Regions from separate parts of the Homo sapiens genome. Here region 1 is linked to region 2. A link is a contact called in ENCODE Hi-C or POLR2A ChIA-PET data. All regions are on one chromosome and are shown on one strand. Each heading gives the region's core, a stretch centred on a gene start or an enhancer-like site at or near the end of the contact. The rest is flanking DNA. Distances are from core to core; before and after follow the strand shown. Region 1 holds the start of MED11 (mediator complex subunit 11). Region 2 holds the start of MYBBP1A (MYB binding protein 1a).

What was found. A loop is a pair of places that touch in the nucleus more often than their neighbours do. ChIA-PET counts read pairs that join two places held with the same protein, here RNA polymerase II (POLR2A). Pooled maps may share reads with other maps.
Region 1: a map of naive thymus-derived CD4-positive, alpha-beta T cell shows a loop between it and region 2 (11-fold over the local background). The contact joins the promoter of MED11 here to the promoter of MYBBP1A in region 2. A Hi-C loop is called at or near these places in 2 of 168 maps with a recorded cell type or tissue (G401 and naive thymus-derived CD4-positive, alpha-beta T cell), 3 of 37 single-sample maps with no recorded cell type and 12 of 50 pooled maps. POLR2A ChIA-PET finds 5 or more read pairs at or near these places in 5 of 52 experiments (A549, AG04450, BJ and 2 more).

The regions. Positions count from the first base shown.
Region 1 is chr17:4,730,178-4,733,552 of GRCh38, forward strand. MED11 (mediator complex subunit 11) reads left to right here and starts at 1,251. Exons shown (of 3, transcript NM_001001683.4): 1 at 1,251-1,397; 2 at 1,599-1,729; 3 at 2,873-3,375. The coding sequence starts at 1,313. The coding sequence ends at 3,010. CXCL16 (C-X-C motif chemokine ligand 16) reads right to left here. Exons shown (of 6, transcript NM_001386809.1): 6 at 3,356-3,375. RefSeq lists enhancers at 1,048-1,187, 1,087-1,906, 1,198-1,247.
Region 2 is chr17:4,554,134-4,558,622 of GRCh38, forward strand. It overlaps MYBBP1A (MYB binding protein 1a), which reads right to left and starts at 1,251. Exons shown (of 26, transcript NM_014520.4): 1 at 994-1,251; 2 at 728-823; 3 at 62-145. The coding sequence starts at 1,191. GGT6 (gamma-glutamyltransferase 6) reads right to left here. Exons shown (of 4, transcript NM_001288702.2): 4 at 2,794-4,489. The coding sequence ends at 3,882.

The DNA.
Region 1 (3,375 bases), core at 1-2,500, 180 kb after region 2:
TACAGGCATGCGCCACCATGCCCAGCTAATTCTGTATTTTTAGTAGAGACGGGGTTTCTCCATGTTGGTCAGGCTGGTCTCGAACTCCTGACCTCAGGTGATCCACCCGCCTCGGCCTCCCAAAGTGCTGGGATTACAGGTGTGAGCCACCAAACCCAGCCTTTATTTTTTAAATATAGGAGATGGGGTCTCACTATATTGCCCAGGCTGGTCTCGAAGTCCTTAGTTCAAGTGATCCTCCCACCTCAGCCTCCCAAAGAGCTGAAATTACAGGAGTGAGCCACCATGCCCAGCCCCCAAATTTTTTTATAAAGACAGTATCTCACTATGTTCCCCAGGCTAGACCATTCAGTTTAACTGAGTCTAACCTTCATGTGCTAACCTTGGGCAAACTAGTTTCATTCTTGATAATCTACTATAAACTGTTACAAACGATCTTTCCAAAAAAGGTAATTCTGGTCATAACACACTTCTTAAAAACCCTTTAAAGGCTCAAATGTCTTCAGACTCAAGTCCAAAGTACATAGCTTGCAAGCCTTTTCCTGATTCCGCTCCTCTCTCCAGCCTCACCATTGTCATACCTAACCCCCACCACGCTCCGTTCACTCCAGGCAGGCAGAATCCCTTGCTGGACTCCACATGCGCTGTTCCCGTCACAGCACCATGCTGTTGCCTATGCCGTCTCCCTTTTCCACTACAAGCTTTCATCCACGTAGTTCACCTTTAAGATTCAGCTCACGCCTGTAATCCCAGCACTTTGGGAGGCCGAAGAGGGTGGATCGCTTGAGGTCGAGTTCGAGACCAACCTGGCCAACATGGTGAAACCCCGTCTCTACTAAAAATACAAAAATCAGCCGGGCGTGGTGGCGGGCGCCTATAATCCCAGGCACCCGGGAAGCTGAAGCAGGAGAATCGCTTGAACCTGGGAGGTGGAGGTTGCAGGGAGGGAGATCTTGCGACTGCACTCCAACCTGGACGACAGAGTAAGACTGTCTCATAAATAAATAAACTTGTGTAGAATAAACTAGAGGCCACAGACAGTGTCAAGAAGATGGACAGGTCTGAATGGCCTCGGGCTAGGGGATATTCCACTGTCGCCTCTGACTACGGGTGGTCCTGTGGCTGAGGCGCAGCGGGCCCTGGGAGTTGTAGTTCATCAAGCGGACCGAGGAGGCGAGGCTGCGCTGAGCATCCTGGGAATCGTAGTGCTCGCTACACGGTGCCCTCTGCGCAGGCGCACACCGAGAGCCACTTCCGGAACAAGCGTCGCGTTTCTGAGGAGAAACTCTTGGTGAGAATTCCCAGAGTGATAATGGCTACCTACAGCCTGGCGAACGAGAGACTACGCGCTCTGGAAGACATTGAACGGGAAATCGGCGCCATCCTTCAGAATGCAGGTTCGGGATGCGACAACCTGGACAGCGGGGAGCGAAAGCGTGACCGGGCTGCACTGGCAGCCTGACCTGGGACTTGGAGCAGGGTTGGGGAGGGAATCCTACGTGCGTGCGCAGCGAAAGGGCGGGACTGAGAGGGGCTGGCCTAGGGAGAGGCTACACTGGCAGTCTCCGTGTGTCCCCGCCCTCTCTCCGCCCTGGCAGGTACTGTGATCCTAGAATTGTCCAAGGAAAAAACTAACGAGCGGCTCCTAGACCGGCAGGCGGCGGCCTTCACCGCTTCAGTGCAACACGTGGAGGCGGAGCTGTCAGCTCAGATCCGCTACCTCACCCAGGTCGGTGTGTCTGGGGGGTTCTGCGAGCGAACCCCAGCTCTGGGTCAAAGCCTCAGGCTTGGGTGATCCAGGGTGGAGCATTAACTGGGCAGGACCAGACCTCCCCAGCCGGCCATCCAGAGCGGGTTTCTTCCTCTAAAAGGAAAGAATGGGCCGGGCGCAGTGGCTTGACAGAGTTCGAGACCAGCCTGGCCAACACGGTGAAACCTCGTCTCTACTAAAAATATAAAAATTAGGCCAGGCTCGGTGGCTCACTCCTGTAATCCCAGCACTTTGGGAGGCTGAGGCGGGTGGATCATCTGAGGTCAGGAGTTCGAGACCAGCCTGGCCAACATGGTGAAACTCCGTCTCTACTAAAAATACAAAAATTAGCTGGGCTGGTAGCGGGCACCTGTAATCCCAGCTACTTGGAAGGGTGAGGCAGGAGAATCGCTTGAACCCAGGAGGTGGAGGTTGCAGTGAGCCAAGATTGCAGCACTGCACTCCAGCCTGGGTGACAAAGCAAGACTGTCTCAAAAAAAAAAAAAGCCGGGCTTGGTGGTGAGTACCGGTAACCCCAGCTACTTGGAAGGCTGAGGCAGGAGAATCGCTTGAACCCAGGAGGCGGAGGTTGTTGTACTTAGCCGAGATCATGCCATTGCACTCCAGCCTGGGTAACAGAGCAAAAACTCTGTCTCAAAAAATAATAAATAATAAAATGAAAGAATTAAAGGTGGCCCTGCATACCTCACTGGGTAACATCACATGTGCCTAGCAGAAGATGTGTAAATAATGCTAGAACTACAGAACTTTGTCACTGGAAACTTGGCCTGACCTCCAGGCCACGAGGTCCCAAATCCTTATATCCTGAGAAGAGGGACAGGATTGAGAAGGTTCTGAAATCGTCGCAGGGACCACTACCATTACTAATTTTTACGGTGTGCCAGATACTCTGCATTACTTTATCTAATCCTCAACAACTCTAGGAAGTAGTTATTGTCACCCCCATTTTACAGACAAGATTAACATAAGTTAAATGATTTATTTACCCAGCTACCAGATGGCCTAACAAATTCAAACTCAGGGAAGAAATGAGACGAGACCTGATGCCTGGTTGGAGTTAGGGTAAAGGAGATGGTGCTCCATTGATAGTCTGTCTTGTAGGTGGCCACAGGGCAGCCCCATGAGGGCTCCAGCTACTCTTCGAGGAAGGACTGTCAGATGGCTCTGAAGCGAGTGGACTATGCCCGCCTCAAGCTCAGTGATGTGGCTCGAACCTGTGAGCAGATGCTGGAGAACTAGGCCAGGGAGATGGACCCAGAGCTGAGAGGGAGACCATCACCTGTGCCATGGGACAGAACCTGGGAACATGTAGGGTGGGGAGTATGAGCACCAACATACCCTGCTGGTCAAAGTACCCTAGGACAAAGGGGCAAATGGTGGGCATGGAAAAACTGAAGCCCGAGCCTGCCCACAGCTATGCTTTGGCCTCTCCAGCAGGGTGCTCCTGCTCTGCACTCCAGAAACACCCTGACAGGCTCAGAGAGGAGATGGAAACTGACATACCCAACCCACTTCCTCAAACACTTCATGCTGCTGCCCCAGCCTTCCCGCAGACTTGGCCTAATGAAAATACATACTTCTTCATTCGGAGAGACAAAACAAGA
Region 2 (4,489 bases), core at 1-2,500:
ACTCCCCATTCCCCAAGCCTCCCACCCCTGGGGCTGCTGACCTCCCTGGCCCCACTCTCACCTTCTTCACCTGATGCAGGTCATATTTTTCTTGTATCTGCTGCAGGATGCTGCACAAGGGGAGGTCTTCAAAAGACTGTAACAGCTGCCAGGAGTTGTGTGGCAGGAGGAAGAGGGTTCAGGAGAGTGGCCCAACTACGTCTTCACAAACCTTAACCTCCCTTCCCCCTTCAACTTCTCCCAAGAAGCCTCAGGTCCCTAGTCCCACCTTCTATGTACCTTCTATGGCCCCTAGATTACTAGTCTGAAATGCTCAGCCACTGGGTCTTCTCTCCGCACGTGGTCTGAGCTCCCCTCAGGCTGATCCTGCAGGCCTGGGTCTTTATTGCTCTGCCCCTTGTCAAGGCGCCTCAGAGAGTGGTCTACTCCAATCAGCTGAATGCCTCTGCAGGCCTAAGGGAGCCCACCCAGCGCTCACTGCTCCCAGAAAGTGTACCTAAGAGGCCGGGCAACCCAAGCACCAAATAGAAAACCTGGCCAGGCCTTGCTCACACCTTCTCCACTTTCATGAAGAGGCCTCCCTCAGGTTGGCCTCCAGTCTGCTCTGCCACTCCCGACCTCTCTCTCGGGCTGCCCCTCCGCCACAGCTGAGACACCACACCCGCCCTCCTCATACCCCACCATTTTGACCTGGATGGCTGGGACCCTGCCAGGAGCACCACCTCACCTGTGCCAGGGCCAAACTGTAGCAGGGCCGGGCTGTTTCTCGCCCGACCCCGAGTCCCGTGATTAGACGCTTCAGGGCATATTTCATCTCGGACCCCTGCGGAACCAAGCACACCCTCGTGTTCAATGGTGACAACAAGGTGCACGCCCCCGCGCACCCTGGCATCCAGGTTCGCGACCACGTGCCCCCAGTCTCAACTCCCTGGGCCCGCCGCCGCTTCCTTGCCGGGATATGCGCAGCCTCTGCCCCAGACCCCGCCACTCCACCTTCGGCCTGCCACGCAGATACTCCAGCAGCTTCTCCGTGGCCGCAAGTCGCGTCTCCTGCTCAGGCTTCGCAATGTCCCAGAAGAAGTCCAAGAACTCGCGACTGTGCTTCAATAGGCCATAGCGGTCGGCAGGCCGGGCGCCACTCTGCGTCGCTTCTCCAGGCGACATCGGCTGGGCGGGATCCCGGCTCTCCATCTCCGCCACACTCACCGAAACACGAAACACGTGTGCTCCGGCCCCAGCCGCTTCCAGGTCAGGGCACGGCGCATGCGCACCGGTTTGTGTCGGCTCGGAGGCGGAAGAACCCGGAGGGGCGGGGGAACCAAGAGAGACCGGCCCAGAGTTAAAAGAGCGGCATTTCCGCCGTAGCTCTGAGCGGAAGTCCCTCGCCTAGCGGCGTCCCATCTTTCCCAGCCTTCTGCTCACACCCGCTCCGCCCTGGCGGCTGTGGCATCTGCCCCTTTGGAGCCCCAGGGGGGCATTTCTAAGGGCCCATCTCGGAAACAAACCTAGGTGTAGCACTTCGATCCGACTCGTCCCAGAGCGGCCCCTGCGCTCCGAACATTGAGCCATTCAACAATTACTGGGCTCCTGCTGGCGTGCCGTGCTAGGCGGTTGGAACAAAGCCTCTGCTCTCGTGGAGGAACACGGAGCCAAATGCATTTAAAAAGATCATAATTATGAAGAGAATTAGGAATGCAAGGGTCAGGAGGAGGCTTTTAAGTGCTGGAACGTGAATACATCACCCGTTAAAAACACGGCTAATTACTATTCAATAGGGTCTCCAATAATGATTTGAGGGGTTGGTCAGGGAAGGCCTCTGTGAGGAAGTGGCATTTGGGATGAGAGCTGAGTGACAAGAAGGGCCCCCCTCCCCCGTACTCCTGCAAGGATCTAAGGGGACGAAATCCCAAGCCTTGCAACTACAGAGACCCAGGGCTGGAGGGGCTGAGGCTGGCGAGAAGCAAGGCTGCATGGGGCCCCGGGCTGGGATTTCATTCTGAGGGTGATGGGAAGTCACTGGTGAGTTTAATGCAGGGGCAAGCCTGGATCCGATTTACATTTTAACAAGATGATGCTGGCTGCTGTGTGGGGGATGGACTGTAGGTCTGCGCAGGTGGAAGCACGGGAAGACCATTTAGAGATAGTGGTGGACTGGACCCAGGGAAAATGAGAACAGGTCAGATTTGGGCTGATGTGGAGCAGGTGGGGTGGGTGATGGAGTTAGATGTCGGGGGAGAGGAAATGAGGGGGATGCCAGGTTTGAGACTGAAATAACTGGGTACATTGTGGTGCCATTACGGAGAAGAATTTTCTTGGGAGTGGGAGGTAAAGGTGGTGGGATCAAACGGTCTATTAAATCAGAGAAGCCTTTTACAATGGCAGGGGAGGGGAACTGCTACTGGTCACCCTCGCTTCTTGGTTTGAGAAGCTGTTTATAGAGGGCTGTGGTCCAGAGAGGACCTAACCCTTGGGGGAGGTCAGGGCTAACCTTCGCCTTGAATTTCCACACGCTCAACTCCAACCCCTTTGTACCCAAGCCCCTGGGGCGCCTTCTCACCCTCTCAGCCGCTTCCCTGCTTTGCTGTCTGTTCTAGAAAGTGAAATGAAAACATTCACCTTGCACATCTGGTGCCCCAGGAGGCAGGAGGTGAGCGGAGCAGGGGGAAGCTGAAAGATACCAACCCAGGCTCTCCCCTCTCTGGTTGTTGGTCACCTGTGCTGCCCATCAGGGAAGCCCTGACTCCAGTTGCTTCAAAAGCTGTTGGAAAATTAACCAAGAAGCAGGAATGGTGCTTGGTTTCCGGGAGACTTGATCTTTATTTTGTACCCAGTCTGGTTGAGGCAGATAGGTAAGGGGTGTCCTGAAGGGAAGGACAGAGATGCCAACAGTACCCTGGGCTCTGCCTGTCCTGCTTCGTGGGGCCCAGGGCCTAGGCAGAGGCTCTGCACTCTTTCCACTGTCCTCCTGAAAGCTGGATCTGAACTCAGTGCTAGCCCCAGGCCCTACTGCTTTTTCGTTATTACCCTGATTTTCTTAGCTGATAAAATAGCTAGAGATTCCATCCGGTGTGGGTGATCTGAAGAATGATTGTTAGCTCTGGATGCCAGAACTCAAGTCTAGGTAACTTAAAAGGCCAGAGGTTGGGGCCTGAGCCAGCAGTGAGCACATAATAAATCCTTTTTTTTTTTTTTTTTTTTAGACAGGGTTTCCCTCTTGTTGCCCAGGTGGGGTTGCAATGGTGCGATCTTGGTTCACTGCAACCTCCACCTCTCGGGTTCAAGTGATTCTCCTGCCTCAGCCTCCCAAGTAGCTGGGATTACAGGTGCCCGCCACCATGCCCAGCTAATTTTTTGTATTTTTAGTAGAGACGGGGTTTCGCCATGTTGCCCAAGCTGGTCTCGAACTCCTAGCCTCAGGTGATCCACCTGCCTTGGCCTCCCAAAGTGCTGGGATTACAGGCATGAGCCACCGCACCCAGCTATTTTTTTATTATTATTATTATTATTTTAAAGACAGGTTCTCACTCTGTTGTCCAGGCTGGAGTGCAGTGGTGTGATCCTAGCTCTCTGCAGCCTTGAACTCCTGAGCTCAAGCGAGCTTCCTGCCTCAGCCTCCCAAGCAGCTGGGACAACAGGCATGTGCCACCGCCCCTGGCAAATTTTTAAATTTTTAGTACAGATGAGATCTTGCTTTGTTGTCTAGGCTAGTTTCAAACTCCTGGCCTCGAGGTATCTTCCTGCCTTGACCACCCAAAGTGCTGAGATTACAGGTGTGAGGCACCACACCCTGCGGGTGCACACTCCATTGCTGCTGTGTCTGCTCTGCTCCTGCCCCCATGCTTCAGATAACTCTGCCTTCTGCCAGACCCACCCCCATCCTGTTAGAACCCCTGGAAGGGGCAGCAGGCATGGGGGACACTGGAGACATGGGCGTGCTCTGTGTGGGCTGCCACCTGGAGCAGGGTCCCTTGGCCACAAGTGCTGGGATGCTCTGTTGGTTCTTGCTGACCCTGATGCTGGTGCTGGGCCTGGGTAGGGGGCCTTGCTGCCAGATGCCTGAGTAGGGTGTGAGTCATGGCCCTGGCCACATCAGGGGTCCCTGAAGCCACAAGCCCCAACACATCAGCCTCTGTGTCATCCAGGCTGCCACGGAGGATGAGGGGGCAGGCCCAGGCACTAGTGGTAGACTTGGCCACCAGGTTGCTGAGCAGAACCCCAGTGCTTGGGGACAGGTGTGCAGAGCCAAAGGAGCAGTTGAGCGAGGAGGTGAGAAGGAGCACAGAGCCGCTGCTGTCCACGGCGGCCAGGGCACTGCTCTCGGGGCTCACAGCAGTCTGCAGGAACGGTGGGCAGGGGTCAGGGATGGGCGCCCCGGAGCGCAGGGCTGCCTCCAACAGTGCCAGCAGTTCTGGGCCAGCTGAGGGACTGGGGGTGGTGAACAGGATGCCCTGGGGCACAGGTAGCTGCTCTGCTGGTTCCAAAGTGGGCC